2 separate regions of the Homo sapiens genome follow, and region 2 is linked to region 1. Evidence: chromatin loops called from intact Hi-C (ENCODE). Cell type or tissue: MCF 10A. All regions are shown on one strand. Links, peaks and the distances in the headings refer to the core of each region. The heading gives the core; the rest is flanking DNA. Region 1 overlaps GRID2 (glutamate ionotropic receptor delta type subunit 2). Region 2 holds the start of GRID2 (glutamate ionotropic receptor delta type subunit 2).

Region 1 (8,000 bases), core at 1-8,000:
ACAATTCAGAGGCACTGTTTTTATATGCTTTCAAGTTGTTGTAGTTCTGTGTCCCTTTCCTACATCCAGAATGATACTCAGGATCTTAATGCTTTTATGAAGAACGTTTTGCTGCTTAGAGCAAGATGCTGGCGTAATGTCACCCAGCATATGCTACACACAAAGAAATTCAATTAAGAAGACCTATTATTTAACACAGTGTGAGAGGAAGCCTTGGGATAAGTTTCAAGTTGATAAAATACATCTTTTTTGGTTTTTCGCACAACTGATCTAGTTTCCCTTTTAATGCCAAAGGGGAAGTAATCTTACCTTGGAAAACAAGAAGAAAACCTGACCAGAGGCTTTCAGAAGTAGTTAAATTCAAATAGGAAAAACCCTCTTCTTTTTCTTCTGCTGCTTCTTTTTCCCCTCCCCAGAGTCTGAGGGTAGCTGCACACTGCAGCTTTTTAAAGTGTGTTTTTCATAGAGGAATTATTCTCAATTCCCAGTGCTTCTTAGGCTCTACCTGAGGCCAGCCTAGATGTGGCCCTCCTCCAGCTATGCCCTTTTTCACAGGGCAAGGAAGATCAGACCAAGGCTGTGTGCCTGTACAGAGTGTGCATCGTCCTCTGGGTTCCCTGGAATTTCCTGGCCAAACAGCTTAGTGCTCTTCCAGGGCCTGCCAGGCCTATTCCCAGGGTTGTCCTCCTGGCAGAAGATCTTACAGCCACGGGTGCACCATAGCTCTATAGGGTGGAGTTTGTAGAGTGTGGACAGAGCTCAGATGAGTGAGCTCGGGTGTATACAGCCTTGCGTAGGAGACACTTCAGCGTGCAAGTTGGAGCTGCAGGTGGAAAGAAAGGGCCCCAGAGCCCTGTGCTCCTGGGTCAGTTCAGACCTCCTGGCTAGTCACATAGAAACTTAAACCTGGCCTCCCAGGGGTCATGAAGGTATATTTGTCCAGATAAGAACATAGAATATATTATATCAAACAGGTTTTAGTTTAATGCATAATTTTTACATAATTAGACTTGGGGTATGTGAACCTATATTTGTACTCTTGCCCAAGGTCTTGGATTATTTGGGGTGAGACTGCTTACAATTTAAGAGTTCAGAGAATGGAGTTGTAGTGACCTTTTTACCTGTTTCATGTCATCCACATGGCTAGAAGAACAAGCAACATGATAAAGGGAAGAAGATTTTGTGCATTGGAAGTTGGGTCAGTGTTTAATCTGAGTTAAACTAGAGTGAGACCAGCCCTTAAGGCTCTGGTAGAGGGTTGGTCTCAGGTCCCTGTCATCTCTCCCAGACGTTCCCACAGCCTCAGCTCTGGTGCCCCGTGCTGGCAGTCCAGGACTGAGACTGTTCTGAAACCTCCCCCACAACCTGGACCTTTTCTCCTTGCTTCCTGTGAAATGTATCTGTCTAGAGTGTTGCTCTAGAAGAGTAATTAATTTGATTAATTGAATTTACTAAAATGATTATGAATATTAATGGGTTATATGTCACCCTTATTCCAGCTTCCATTCCAGAAAAAGCCATTTGCATTTCCAGAATTTCCAAAAGTGCATTTCACAGCAAACCAGTACCTACAAGACCTCTGTAAGAAAAGGGCCTTGTGGTTATTAATTCTGAGAAACACACTCTTGGGAATTTACAAAGATGTCAGCCTATTAAAGACTCTCAGAAGACCAGCAGAAAAGAAAACGGCATGATTTTGTTTAACTCAGCATTTCCCAAACTTATGACCTTCATTCCCCTTCTCTCATTTTGCTTTCCAAGTAACAGGTTTAAGAAATACACATGGGAAATAATCTCTTGATCCAAAGAAGCAACTACTTGTAGAAATTTCCAGCACTGTGTTAGGCAACACACAAAGATGTAATCATGGTATCAAAATTACTTTCCTGGCCTATTCATGAATATCATTTAAATGATGTTGGTATTGCTCGTCGATAGGTGTAAAGCTTCAGTTATGCAAGAGGGAAAAGTTCTTGAAAACTACTGTACAACATTGTAACTATAGTTAGCAATACTGTATTGTACATTAAAAATTTTCATAGAATAGCACCCATGTTAAGAATTCTTACCATAATAATAAAAAATAATGGCACATCCCTTATGTATTTGCCCACCTAAAGGCTCTAGGTAGTCAGAGCACCATTGATTACCTTGGAGGAAAAATGTAGTCATCTTTGAACAAATAATTCTTTTTAAATTTGAGTTTATAAGTACTTGTAGATATAAAAGGCAACTACAGCAACATTTGCTTAATGAGAATACATCTGGGCACAAAATGAGATCCTGTTATCCTGCTCTCCTATTTGCATCACACCATATTGGTCAGTAGCCTTGTGATACGGTTTGGCTCCGTGTCCCCACACAAATCTCACCTTGTAATAATCTCCACGTGTCAAGTGCAGGACAGGTGGAGATAATTGAATCATGGGGGTGGTTTCCCTCATGCCGTTCTTGTGATAGTGAGTCTCACGAGATCTGATGGTTTTATAAGGGGCTTCCCCTTTGCTCAGCACTCATTCTCTCTCCCGCTGCCTTGTGAAGAGGTGCCTTCCACCATGATTGTAAGTTTCCTGAGGCCTCCCCAGCCATGGGGAACTGTGAGTCAATTAAACTTCTTTCTTTATAAACTACCCAGTCTTGGGTATTTCTTCATAGCAGTGAGAGAACGAACTAATACACTGTGAAAGTGTAAGAATTTTCCTTCATAGCACTTATCATCATTTATAATTACTTGATCAGTCTGTTCCATTTTCGAGAGTGTGTACTCATCCTCCATATTGCCTCCTACAGAGCAGGTGCATATTTATTGATGGAATATACTCAACACAGTTTTGGTAAATGAATCCTAAACTCTGATATCAGATCCTATTCTTTTTTCTTACGATTGATGCTGTTTTCTAATTTATTCCATTCCTGTTTTATTCATCTATCCATTTAATAAACAGTTGAAGAATGACTTCATTCCAGACATTTCCTTGGGTACAAAATTTATTCTAAACCACGACTGCACATTCCACCGGAGAGGCTTGAGTGACACTGTGAAGCCATTTTTTTAATGCCCTCAATTCATGTTCATTTATTCCTTCCTTCATTCAGGAACTTAATTACTGCCTACACTTTCTTCTCAGTGGTATTTGGGGCCCTTGCATTTCATTTTATTTAATTTTGTCTCCTTATTCTTTCTAAACTTGGAAAATATTTTGACTTTAGAAATCATTATTGAAATATATATATATGCCTCATATATATATATATATATATATATAATACCTCACCTATTTAAATTCTAATAGGAATTAAAAGCCTTAAACCCAAAAAAAATCATTTAATTGCAGAATTTTTAGGTTCAGCCAGCTGAGCGATAGGAGATCATCGAGGGGAAAGAAGGAAGCACCCTCTCTAGGTGCTTCAAGTACGAATATGCCACAAAAATCTCTTTGTATTGTTTATTTTATGCTCACGGCAGCACAAGTGGCTGGGGCATTGCAGGGAGATTTCATCTTTGGGGATGTACAGAGAAATTGGACCATCTGACCCCTCAGTCACCCCTGACAACAGATTCCAGGAATACAGGCTGGCATGGGCTACAAGTGTTGGAAGGGAATGAAAGTGTTCTCTAAGTCCAGAGTTCTGTCATAACATTTTGCTACAAAATCTAGTGTTCCTGGAAATTCCATCAGAATGGTCTCACTATGGCCTCCTTTTTATGATTTAACAAAAACCCAATTTAAAGATTATGTAAAGCAAGTGTGGTAAAATATAATGCACTGCCTGGAAGATGAATAGGATGAATTCTTATAATAAGCAAAGAGATATGTTCCCTTCAATCTTCCCAAAGCACTGGCCCTTTTAAATTGAACTTGAAAATCTAAAGAATTGTACCTTGTAATTATAAGCAACAATAATGTGTATGTATGTGTGCGAGTGTGTGTGTGTGCGCGTATGTATGACAATGCAAAAATTGAGTTGCAAAATTCTTAATAAACACAAGAAAAACTTTTGAGTTTATGGAACAATAATGTTCTGTTTGGCGTGCAATTTCCACAAGATGGCAGTATTTGCTCATAGAGAGCAAAGAGTTACTGTGGTTATTGTTAATCTATGGGATTGAAGTGCTGAAGTATAGACTTTGTGGGGCTGTAAATACTTAAACTATTAGAAATAAGTTTAGCTATTAGACTGTGATGAACTAACGGCTAAAATCTCTTTTTGGAGTATAGTCAGAAAAATTCCTGCTATTTTTACACCATGGTGATGCATAACAACACTTACTTTTGAGGGTCATTGTGGTGTGAATTAATAAGACCACACGTGACGATCTCAGTGAGCAAGATGCATGAAAAGCTCATTACCTGGCACGCGGAAGGCTATTGCAACTCTAAAGCTAGACTTATTATTGTCACATGTATCACTATTGTTCTTTCTTTGGACCTGTTCCGGTACATACTTCTTAATGGAGAATTACATGCCCATATGATCAATGAATGATTGATTCACTGACACGGACATCTCATTTCCTTTTTTTCATCCAAAATATTAAAACATTTGTGATCCCATTGAACAGAAAAATTTTAGAAGTCCATAAAACTTAATTGCAATTTGAAAATTGCACTGATTTCTTTATTGGTATAAATGAGGAAATTTCAGGGGAAGGGAGTAGAGGAATCAAAAGATCCTTCTTTCATATTAAAATTAAAGAAATCCAACAGGTTTAGGCATTCATCTTGAAGAGCCTTTTTAGCCTCATTTGTGTTTGAGACTCACACTAATTTTTGATCCCTTACCATTTTTAGTCACTACTCTAGGAAATGATTTTCAAATTAATTTATTTGTTACAAAACAGGTTGCTGAAAGTTGGACGCAAATTTCTAATCCCACATAGGTCACTCTGATTTTGTCCTTAAATACCATCGCTGTCAATAAGTTCCTCTCAAACTTTTCTGGAATCATGGCCCATAGGTGAATTCCTACTGAACCAAACTAAAAAAGTTACTGGTTACTGGTTACCTAAGAAAAATGACACCTGCCTTTTTAGTCATTTCTACTAGGAAATTAGAATGGGAAAGGTTGCAGACATTATTGCTTCCCCGTCTGTTTCTCCTCCCCCATTTTATGGATGAAGACGCTAAGTAATCCGGCATAATGATTCCCTAGATTTTTCACATGGAACACACAATCTCACTGCTGTAGAGTTTAAATGACTTTTTAAGTTGCTCACACAGATAATAAATAGTTGAATTGGGCTTAGAACTCAGGTCTGCCTTCCAGCACATTTCTCTCCATTATCTCACACAGCTTCTAATATGTAAGTATGCAGAGAAAAGCTATCTTCTTTAGTTTCAGAGATTTCTTAAACCCTGAGTAAACGTCTCATCAATATGTTTCCTCTAAACCAAACAATATAATTATAGTGTGATAGCAAATGTATTCATGCTACAATTTGGGTATGCAGAGAAAATGTAGCTTTTCTCTATAACTTAATTGATCTTAGGAGGACTGTGCCTACTGAGCAGTGGGGAAAAAACTAAATTTAGCCCAATATGATTTAAAATTTAATCTCATCTAATAATTTAACATGTCTCTAGCTTTAGCTCAATCTACTTGAGAGAATTACTCAATTCTTCCCATTTCTTCTCTTTTCCCTTACTCTTTTTCAAAATGGTATCAGGATTTATGGAGGACAGCATTATATCCCTGAAATTAGGGATTTAGGGGAAAGGTGGTGGCTGGTCTCTTGCAGGTCCTTGAATTCGCTTTGGCAGCTCTCCTTTGAGGTGGGATGGGCTTGGGTTCAGTTTTAGAGATTAATAGGTGACTGCTGCTAAAGTCTGCAAAGGCTATAGGTGCTAAAAGTTGGCTAATGTAGGGCTTATGGGCTCCTCCCTGCTGACTCAGCCTCCTTTGGTTTGTTGGGGTGCTCTACATCCTTCTGAGCCTCTGCCATTTTCTTTATCCAGCCCCTGATGATTCTGTAGCCCTCCAGATGGTATGATGACCTCACCTTGTTATTCACTGTGGAGGGGCCCAAGGCAGGTCCATATGCTCTAACCCCGCATGCGAGGCACAGGAAAGAAAGGGAGGCCTGGGAATGATTATTGAACCTGTGCTTTTTCCTGACCCTGCTGCTCTGCATTCTTAATGATCTGAGGTCTTCTCTGTTGTTAAAGAGCCTGGTGTGCCCTGGGAACTCCCCCAGAGACCCTAAAGGGAAGAGAAGCATTAGGTCTTCTACCCTTGTTGTGCCTTTCAATCTATCTAATGTCTTCTTGCCTTTCTCTTCTCCTGACCTCTGTTAGAATCCTCTGGTCAGAAGAAGTAAGGCTTCCTTTCCTCTCCTGAATATCCTTCTTACACCCTAGGTCTTCAAGCTTCTTGTCCTGTCATAGTGAAAGATAATTATAGCTATGTAACGCCAGAAACTCTATGATACAAGACCTTTTGGTACTTCTTCAATTTGGAAGTATTGAGGCAATTTGGGGGTAGAAATTCGTGAGGATAAAATAACCATTTTAATATTTCAAAAATATTTTATCAGTACCTACTTATGAGTTTTATGTAACCAAAATTAAAAAGATATTTAGGAGAGAGTCCCATTACTCAATACTGTTTAATGTCAGTTATCACTGAGAAAGAAATTTTGAAATTTCTGAAAAAAAGTTATTTTTTTCACACACTGAATAAATCTATTTTGGCTCATAATATCCACATTATTAAATTCATTTTCTGGGTTTTCACAAAATTTTCCTCTCCATGGTTACTGAGAAAGTATTAATAATAGCATGCAGATGATTTTCAGAAAAAACTTTAGCTCAATAGGTTTTTCATTCATTCATCAATTTTTTCATCCTAGCTTTGGAAAACGTAGGTAATCTTGCATCGAAGCAGAAGCACTTCTCAAAGATTAAGATTTAAACAATTAAGCATAGTGGCACTTTGATTGGCATATCTAATATTACAATTTGCATATCAGAGTTGTAAAAATCAATTCTATCAACTTCCTGTGAATCAATCATCAATCGATTATTTTTCTTAAGCAAAATCTCTTAGTGATCAGTTGGTAACATTAAGTGCAACAAATATTTATTGATAGCATCTAATACCTCAGTAATATCAAATAGTGTAAGGGAAACTATTAGGAGCTATTTCCTTTGTTTAAATTGAACTTTTAACTATTTCTTCTAGCTAGTTGAGCCAAATGGCAGTTGCTTAATTTCAATCCACCAAGAGTTTCTATCATATAGGTTAATAGTACTTCATGGTATTTCAAATAAATTCATAACTATCATCTTTTAGACTAGAGGTCAGCAAGCTTTTCTTGTTAAGGGTCAGATAGCCAATATTTTAGACTTTGTGGCCCATATGGTGTCCATCACAACTACTCAACTCTGCCTTTGTAGTGTGAAAGCAGCCGTAGAAAGTAAGTAAACAAGTGGGCTTTATTTGTAAAAACAGGCAAGCTGCCAGAATGACCTTCTGGCTATAGTTTCTGACTTATTTTGGAAACCTCAGAGAAAATAACTCTATAAGCCAATAAGTTCTCATTTCACTGATGAAGATATTGAAGTTGAGGTGGCTTAAGTGATATAGCAAGTCCAATCATTGGAAAGTATGAGTCCGTTTTAGAACCAGAGATGGTGACTCCTATTCCAGTGCTCTTTCAATAGTGTATTAATATGTATTAACATGTAGTAATATCTGTTATGACATGTGCATCTTTAAATGAGTACAGAGTGATCATGTGTTGAGTCCACATTTCACCACGCTGAGAGAGAATTTCACATATGCACTGTATATGAACAATGGCCACATAATCCTTCAAGTGAATTTTGAATTTCTTTGGTTTTCTGATTATATTGTAAAATATATCTGAGCATTTATTCTGAGATTGGAAGTGCCCATGTTCCAAAAGATGACTGCCTCACTTATTCAAGATGAGGTAGTATTTGTCTTCTGAGGGTTGTATTTCCTGAATCATTTTCTAGGCAATGGGAGCTTGAGCC
Region 2 (9,390 bases), core at 1-8,000, 1.5 Mb after region 1:
AAAATCGAAAACAAAAAACAAATCCAGCTCTCTCAATCAGATACTAGTTATCCAGAATACCTGATGAAGAAATGTACATAATTCTTGTTTGCAACAAAGACATCTTCAATTTAAAGAGTTCTTAACTTGTGTAATTAAGATTTCATGTTCCTTATTTCCCCTTGTATTTCCTTTTTTGAAGGTCACTCTAAGGCAGCTATTAAATATAGCCACACTTGACTGTATCTCTTCTCCCAATTCCTTTCTGTTCCTCCTTAAATATAGCAATTGTTCTCCATTTAGTTCATATAATCTTAGAGATTAAATGAACATTAGTCTAAATCTTATTTTAGGGTTGATAAAAATGAAGACTAAAAATTAAATAACTTTCCAATGTATTCAATTAGCTATTTATAAATTGAGATTTAGTCCAATACCTTCTAAATTCTAATCCAGAATACTTTTTTTTATTATACCTTAACATTGCCCATATGTTTGTCAAATTCTCTGAAATGTGTGTCCACATCAATATGCTAAAATTTGCCAATTTAATGACATGAATCCATAGATGTTCTAATAATCAATTCCAGAACTGTTTAGTATTTTTTCTTATCTTTTAGACATCTGTCTAATCATTTAATTTTCCAATAATTAATGAACTTTGGCATAGGGCAAAATCTAACATAAGACAAACCATTCATTCAGTTAAACTAGTGTTGCATTCTCTAATAATGTGAGTTTGCCAATGTTAAAACTAAATTATCAGATTAAAAGTTGCCCTAAATTTCATCCTCCATTATTCTTATAATGAAATATGCTAGAAGGAAGATAGTGCCTTTTTACAAAACAAATAAATTACTATGTGAGAATAGTTATGAGTTTTACATGAACAAATAAACCCTATAATTGTGGTACTTGTAGTGATAGTAGTGGTGGAGGTGCAACTATGCAAGGAATCGATACAATGCATACAATTAACCAGGCAAAAATTATCTGAAAACATATATGGTCATTCATAAAACTCAATGGTTGACATTATTTTTAGATGTATTTGTGTCCATGTGTTTTTTTTTCCCCACAACTCTATTTTCATATGTTTTGTCTCAAAAACAACAATCAGTTTGGGACCTCAAGTATCCCATAGGTAAGCAGAGCTACCACCGTTAGAAGCTGCTTAACAAACTACTTTATTCACTAATGTGTGTTTACTCCAGCAGTATTAAACACACTTGCATCCTTCCAGGTGTCTTAGATTTTATTCATAGAGAATAAGTATTAGTTTAAGAAGATATTTCTCTCCTATTTTAAATATAAGAAAAAAAATTGTATCACTAGGTCTAGCAATCTAATTTGTTTAGAGGGTATCAGGTGTGTTGATATGTCCTAGCATTAAATTCTTACAAGAATAAGAGACAGGGATCATATTTATTTTTCTAGTTTGAAAATAAAAACTACCTATTTTCTTACAGCATCACAAACCTCATTAAAATGACATTTTTTTCTGAGATTTTTAAAAATATTTCATGTGGTTTTCAAGTAGTACTAAAAAAAAAAATACAGCTCAGAATGCAGTGACACCTAATGGCAAAGATATCTTTATAGGCCATAAATGTATTTTCTAATAAACATTATACTATAGTAATACATTCTAAGTATTGCTACTCACCAATATGCTGTCTGTAATCTAAAATATCATGATGATCCAATAGAAATGTGAATATCTTACTTTTTAAAATAAAGTCATATACGTAGGTGTAGGTGAAGAAAAAAAACTTCTGGATTAAAAAGTGTGCTTTTGAAATTGCAATGGCCCTTTAAGATAAAATTACCATATGATAAAATTAGCCTGAGATATCAGAATGGAATAAAATGTATCTTCCATCACTCCTAACAATTTCAATTGGCTTTTATTTTTTAATAAATCAAAAGTTAATCACCTGGATTTTTATTCCTATTTGGCTTAAAATTTATAACAGATATTTAGTGGATGTACATTTCACCTGGCGTAGAAAGCAAAGGCCCTTAGTGTAATGGCTTATTAGTCATGTCATAGTTGGTATCTTTGATTAATAACAACATTGTCTAACTTAATACACACTTGAATTGTGCTTCAAATAACTGTATTAATGATACAGAGAAGAATAGTAAAGCCAAGTCCCTTAGTACATTCTAGACGTTTACACAGTTATCAAGAACTTCAGGAACAAACAACTACTATAAGTAGAAAAAGGATAAAATATCATTGAGACATCTTACACAATCCAAAAAATCCTTGAGGAGTCCTGGGGGTTATCATTAACCAATGCAAATCATGTAGTCAACTGAAAAAAAAAAATGGTAAAAGAACAGCACATCTTCTGGGAATGCTTTTATATGCTGTAATTGTCAAAATAATCCTTAGTGCAGAAGTAAGAATAACTGGTATTTTACATTTACAATCTATTATTGTTTTTAATGTGTTGACACCTTTTATTTACCCGATTTTGTACTTTAATTTGAACATTCTCATAGTGAAAATATTCTGTGGATTATCTTAGGTTTCTCAAATATAATATCACAGCTGATTATGATTTCAGAGGATAAAGTATCATCTGTTTGTGAGAAAAACATGAATAAATGCATCTTTTCTACTCCATGTTGACATAAGGTATTTTACTATGACTGAAAACAACAAAAATATGCTAGTGATTTGTATAATATATGAATAAGTACACTGTTTGAGTGTTCCCTTGTAGAGATGTATAACTGAGGACAGCTAATTTACAATCAGTTCTGTGAGCACAGGAACCAGATAAAGAAAGGAGCATATATTAAACTGTTAAAACATGAGATCTTCCATAGTTGATATGAAGCAAAACACAAACTGTGCAGTTGACTGGAAATGCCACCTAATCCCTGCTGAATTAAAGCAGTGCTCTAAACTCCTGTTGTGTTTAGGGAGTAAAGAGTGTGGGACGACTGATGTATGAAGAAAATAGCAGTCAGCGTGGCTAATCTCAAAGACTTTGGAGCTTTCTAGCTACATAAATCAGAGCGACTTCTGAATAGCCTCATAAAACACAGTATCATTGCCATTCCACTCACGACTTTTTGGTTCTTCCTACAGCATGCAGATCATTAGGAAACTTCTAAGCAATCAAGTAATGTGGGTCTGATGAAATTACTCAATCAATGCATAGGCTCAAAGTAGAAGCATAATTCAAAATTGCATAGTTTTTATATGTCAAAAGACCTTTCTTTAATTGGGGCAAAGAAGATCACAATGGAAGTGATTCATTTTTAAATACTATATGGTTGTGTATCTGTGTGTGGATGTGTATTAAAAATATACGTAATGATTAAATATTTTTAAATATTTGAAACTCAAAGTAATCATAAAATTGTGCATTTTTGACTAAAATAAATACATTTTCATTTCAATCATTATGGTTTAACCATTATGTTTCATCACTGTAGTGAATCAATATGTTTAACAAAACATATTAGAGTTTAAAATGTGTAATTGACCTTATTAAACTACCGGCATGAGGTAAAAACTGAAGAGAAAGAGAGAAAGAAGGAGATGATTTTCATGTATATATAAGTTGGTTCAATACCAAAATAATTCAATATATAAAAAGCCTCTTAGAGCAGTGTCTTTTCATCTTTCCAGTTTGCCTGAACTACATATTGCAGCTACTTTCTGCTTGAACACATCACATGAGGCTGGGAAAACCTTTCATTTCTGCATATCTCCTTCCATCGCTAGAGGTGAAATATTCCCTTTCCCTCCAGTTTCATCACATTCATTCCTTCAGTCCTGAACTAATATATTTCCCCAGAAACATATTTCTCACATTAAATATTTAAATGAAGGCAACACCTCCTAAAGAAAATTAATTCTTTTCCTATTCAAACAAGTAAGGAAACTAATCCAATTCATGTTAACTGGTGCTTTACAATTTTAATATGGACATTCGGTTTTGAATTTACTATACTTTTGCTGAGAGTAGGGGTGGAGGCACTGAATTACACACATACTACCCGTCATCATTTTTTATTTTTTTAATTTAGGAGTTAATGTTTTTCGATATATTATAAAAGATAAAGTTTTTGAAACAATTTGCTAGCCTCATGACAATATTAGGTAGTCTATAAAACAGCTAATTATCTCATCTAATGTACTAATTATATTCAAGTCAAATTAATTGTCTCAGAAGTAACTATATCTGTTAGTAGGATATACACAGTTAATGTATACAACCAACTTTCTAAAGAAATCTGTAATTTGTACACAGTTAATTTTTAAATGTGATTATAGCCACTCTGACAGACAACAGTATACAAACTAAAAAATACAACAGTTTTGTTCTATTTTGAAACAGATGTCCAGACTGCATTGCAAAATAATATTTAACTAGTAAGGGATAGCAAAAGCTGTAGGTATTTGTAAATAATGTATTTATCATGCAGACCACAGAATAAGCGATTTAAAAAAAGCATTCTTCCACAGGCTTTCCCTCCTGAGAGATGAGGAGCCTACATCAGAAATCCCTAATCATACAATGAATATAAAGGTATTATGATTATATATCTGCATTCCTGCTCCAATCATTTACAACTAGATATAAATGTATGCCATTTCTCTAAAAGGAGCATAGTTCATTTCTGAACTCTATCAGAACATTGCTGAACCACTCAATGAGACCATAATTTCTTGCTGAAAAGTTCTGAATCTGTAGGCACTGTTAGCCCCCAGGCAAAACGGGATCCAGCAGGCAAGCTATTAGTGCTTGACTTACTTAATGCACAAACGCTAGGTTTTCTGAATCCTGACCTCATTACCCCTTGCACAGAGACAGACAGTTCTACTGATATAAATGATAGAGAATGGCAGACATGTTTACAAAGACAGCCTCTGAGACCAAGAGAGGGAGCCCCCTGGAGCGGAGGGGCTGGCCACTGTGGGCGCGCACGCTAGACAGAAATCCCTCGCTTGGGCGGGCACAATCGCCACCTGCAGCAGATTCCCCTACCAGGAGTATGTGTACGTGCGTGTGTGTATGTGTATGCGTGTTGTGCGGTGGAGAAGCAGGGGTACAGAAAGGGGAGAAGCTGTGACCCATCTGTCGCCTCAATTTGCAGAACACCAAGCCATGCGTACAGATAAAAGTCCTGTGCCCAGAAAAATTCCCCCAAAGGGACCTCTCTGCAGCCCAGCAAAGAAACCTTGCTGGCTCGGTAAGCGAATTTCCGAAAAAGAAATCGTCGCATTAACGCAGAAAAGGCTGCAAGAGCCTGTCTCCCGCTCAGCTCTCACGGATTAGCAAGTGAGTAGAGTTGGAGCCTGAAGCTGCGAGCGCTGTGCATGATAATGACGCGCAGCCCCCCGCCCGCCCCTGCTCGCCGCGGCCAGTCCCGGCCCGTCTGGTTGCCAATAGGTGGGGCCACCAGCATCTCGGAGCCCGCTCGGCAGTCCTTCTCAGAGTCGCGGCCCGCAGTAGTCCCGGCGCCTTCGCTGTCTGCCTTGCGCGGCTACTCGGAGTTGACTGCGAGGCGAGGCGAGGCGAGGCAAGGCGGATATCTGCTAAGCAGACCTCGGGAGCAGCCTGCGCGCATTCGCTTCCCCGCGTTTCCCAAGCGCCCCGGGGTCAGTTTCGCCGCCGCGCCAGGCCCCGGGAGCGTGTCCGAGGAGGCGAGGCACGCGACAATCAGTCCTTGGCGACACTGCCGCCAGCCCCTCCTGCCACCGTCTCAAAGACTACACGCAAGGATCATAAAGCCAAGAAGATGTGAGAAGAGAGGGTGGCTGGGGGCGCATCCGGCACCCCCGTCACCATCGCACTAAGCTGCGGCGAACTCAGCCGGCTCACGTTGCAAAACCACCTGTTCGATCCGAAGGGAGCTCCCCCTACCCCCCAGCCCAGTTCTTTTCATCTCACAGGTGACAGCTTCTCTGCTCCCCCAAAGATAAATTTTTAAATGGAGCAAATGTACATCCGGGAAAAAAAATATGGAAGATAAGAGTCAATTAAACTCCCTTTCCCCACACACTTAGAATCCCCCTGCAGTTCCCAGCACACACTCACACTCAGGTCAACTCGAGACCCCCACGCATCCAGCCACATTCCACGAATCACTGCAAAACAACAGCACAAGTCAGTCGAGGTTCGAGCATCCACATCCTTTCAGAAAACTGAGCAAGTGTGAGGGAAGGGTAGCGGGAAGGGGCAATGAACTGAAGCCACCTCCAACAAGACACACAGAGACCGGAGAGGGGGAAAGCGAAGGGGAAACATTTGAGAACTGAAACGGTAAAAGTAACCACGAGCTGCACCAACACTTTCTTACCGATGTGAATGATCGAATCCGCATTCGCCGAGTCCCAGGTTCGAGACCACCAGACGGACAAAACCAAGAGAAAGGGGAAAACTTCCATCTCCTCCTATGCCGATTCTCTTGGAGGATGGATTTTCTTCCAATTTTTTTTTTTTCAAACAGTCCAAAGAGTTTGAGGTCACGGTGGAGTTTAGCGCAGCTTTTTCTTTTTTTCTAAATTCCTATTGCCAGAGCAAAGCCTTTTATCGTCGCCGAGAAAGGCAGAAGGGAATGACAGAAAGAGCCCAGCCTGAGGAAACCTCCTTCGCAAAGCCGTGTCACTTGGAGGGGAATTTTGGCATCGCCAGAGTTGTTTGCAGTTTGGCTTTTGAAAAATATATCCAGCCTCTACTGCTCTTGGGCAGGGGGAGAGGCTGGGGCTCAGATCAGACCCATCGCTGCGCGGGGGCCGCGGGTCTCCGGTCCCAGCTCCGCTGCAACTTCCAACACCCCCCTCACGCCGGATGTGCCCCCTTCCCCGCACCCTCTCGGACCAAAAAAGACCCCCGCCCCCGCCCCTACAGCCCGCAGAGAATCACTGGTCTTCGCTGCCAGAATCTAAGTGGAAAGGAAAGATTAGGAGATTCCAAACGGAGCAGCCAGATTCCACCAGGGAGGGGGGAAAAAAGCCCTCTCCAAGAGGGGTAGAAAAAGTGAACTTCAAGGTAATGCAGATAGTAATGCAGAGAAAATTCCCTTTCTGCGTGAGGCGCGGAACGCAGCTTGGCGAGGCGGGCCCGGGGAGCCGGTTTGCTGGGGCGCGGTGGCGGGGGGGTTGCGCCGGGCGCGAGCAGCGGGGCCGGGCCAGAGGAGGGAAGCCGCCGCAGGCTGCAGGATGCTTTTGGAGCGTTTCGCCTGGCGGGATGCAGGAAGCAAGGAGCGAGCCTGGCAGCTTCAGCACCAGCCCCACGTTGCCTAGAAATGGATCACCTAGGAGAAGGAGCGAGCCTGCGAGAGAGCGGTGCTGTCAGGCGGAGAGAGGGGGAAACCAAGAGAGGAAGAGCTTCTCTCTAATAACCACCTCCTCCCCCTATCTGCAATACAAGGGAGAAACAAAATAGTGCTCTCATTTCCCATGGAATCTTCAACCGGGACTGAGAAAAAGGCAGGACTGTAAAAAGACATTGAAGCTTTTTTTTTCCTTTCTTTATTTTACGAGGTTAAATGCAACCTAAAAAAGCCACCCCACTTATTTAACCTTGCTATTCTCTAACAGGTATCAGACTTTTTCTAGTCTTTGCCTGGAATTAGTCACATTGGTTGAAAACAAATTAGGGACACCTGGTCACTTAGGGAAATACAGACCTAGAAAGCTTTTAATGAGATTTCAATTATAAAGTTATAAAAAGGAGAGAACGTGCTAATTACCTTTTATACAATGATTTTTTTTTTCTGTCTCCAGTGTATTTTTTAGGCAATCAGGATAGAGAAAGGTTCCTGAAATCCTTTCTATTGATAGAAATTCTTCTCTATCAGGATAGAAAAGATCTTGAAATTAAAATAAAAAAGCAGAATAATTAAATAAAACAGAAAAATTTTTCATAAACATTTGGTCAAAATATTTCATTGAGTAGCTTAATAACCTATGTAGATAAATTCCGAATGAGGAAGTTGGGTACTCTCTTCCATGGAAAAAGCTGAGGAAGTCCTGAATGACAGCCTCTCAGTCTCCAGTGAAAGGATTTTCTGCAAGCTTATTCCTTAAGATAAAATCCTGATCATTGTGACTTCTTTTCTTATAATGATTGACTTATGTCAATCTGGCCTCATTGCAAACTGAAGATTTGTTAACACAATCGAGTGACTAGTCGAGGTCAGGTATTAATGTCATAATATTGTCTCAGTTATAATTGGAATTCTTTAGGAATGTTGGATGTGTGGATGTCAAGCTCATTACACAACCTTTCAAAGCCTTACCTCCAAGTTTGGCAAACCTCTTTTCCTCCCGTTCCCTCACTTGAGCCCTTCTCTCTAGCCTTCTGAATTGGGTTACTATTTTTCCAGACACAGTTGTACATTCTCACTTCTGGCTGTTTTCATTCATCTTGTACACTTTTTCCTGAACATTCCAGAAAATGTTTTGCTGCCATATTTTTACTTATGTTAATATTTCTGCTTGGAAAGCACGTATTTGTCCTCCCAACCACTCTCCTTCACCATCTCAAGGGCTAGTTCAAATTCCTTTTGCCCATGAAGTAGTGTCCAGTCCTTTAATGTGGAATAAATCCATCTATCTTCTATGCTGTCGTAACACACCCTATTTTGTATTAGAGTTAGACAGAACTACTACTAAGTTAGATCATAAATGCCTTGAGAGTGAAAACCAAAGCTCATTCACATTTTATTCAACACAGCATTTTACAGAGAACCCCTTTGTTGACTTGAATTTCATCACTTCCTTCTGAATCTGGAACAAACCAGTGCTTCCAAGAAGCATTCACTGATTAATTACTCTCAATTTTGATCATTCTCTTATCTTTTGTTTCCATTAGTAGACATTGACTCAATATTGATTATATTAATGTTGGTGTTAATGTCATTTTACTTTATAAAGTGTTTTGATGCAATTCCATAGATTATACTTTGCTTATTCAGATAATGAATTGAAAGAAGAGATGCACTCCCCATAGCTTCCTTCAAATATTATTTACAGTGACATTCTAAAAATTGGTAAGTCATTATGTATTCTATCAAGAAAAATTATAACCATTTAACATGGAAAGAACACCATGATATCTTAGAATAAGATAACTAGGAAGAACTTCAGAGCATTAACTAGTCCAGTCCTGGCTAATGAGTATCTGTCCTGGAGAAAGTCAAATATTGTATAGTCATATTCATACTATTTCCCCTCTTGGAAATGTTTTAGTGTACTGTGAGCAAAGCATTTTCATTATTCCCAAATCCTCCAGTTTAGTAGTTTTCAAATGTAGATTCACTTTGAAATAATCTGAGAAGCTTTTTAAAATGGTCACTTAAGGCTAATTTAATCAGAATCTCTGGAGTTTGGGACACAGCCTGTAATATATTCTAAAAGCCTCTATACAGGGCTCT

Evidence for each region. A loop is a pair of places that touch in the nucleus more often than their neighbours do. Peaks named below come from ENCODE experiments on the same cell type or tissue, not always from the same donor. Only the 100,000 strongest peaks of a DNase experiment are listed, where the experiment ranks them.
Region 2: a loop joins it to region 1, with 10 times the contacts of the local background. A loop is called at or near these places in 3 of 110 quality-filtered maps.

The regions. Positions count from the first base shown.
Region 1 is chr4:93,760,875-93,768,874 of GRCh38, reverse strand. All of the region lies in intron 14 of GRID2 (glutamate ionotropic receptor delta type subunit 2), which reads right to left. Among named protein-coding and RNA genes, the nearest start is that of ATOH1, 64 kb to the left of the region's middle. In MCF 10A, for the core only: a CTCF peak has its summit at 4,067 (motif pointing right); a DNase peak (open chromatin) is centred at 4,044.
Region 2 is chr4:92,301,664-92,311,053 of GRCh38, reverse strand. GRID2 (glutamate ionotropic receptor delta type subunit 2) reads right to left here and starts at 7,088. Exons shown (of 16, transcript NM_001510.4): 1 at 6,310-7,088. The coding sequence starts at 6,397. RefSeq lists a silencer at 5,262-5,556. In MCF 10A, for the core only: no CTCF peak of the experiment used is centred there; no DNase peak of the experiment used is centred there.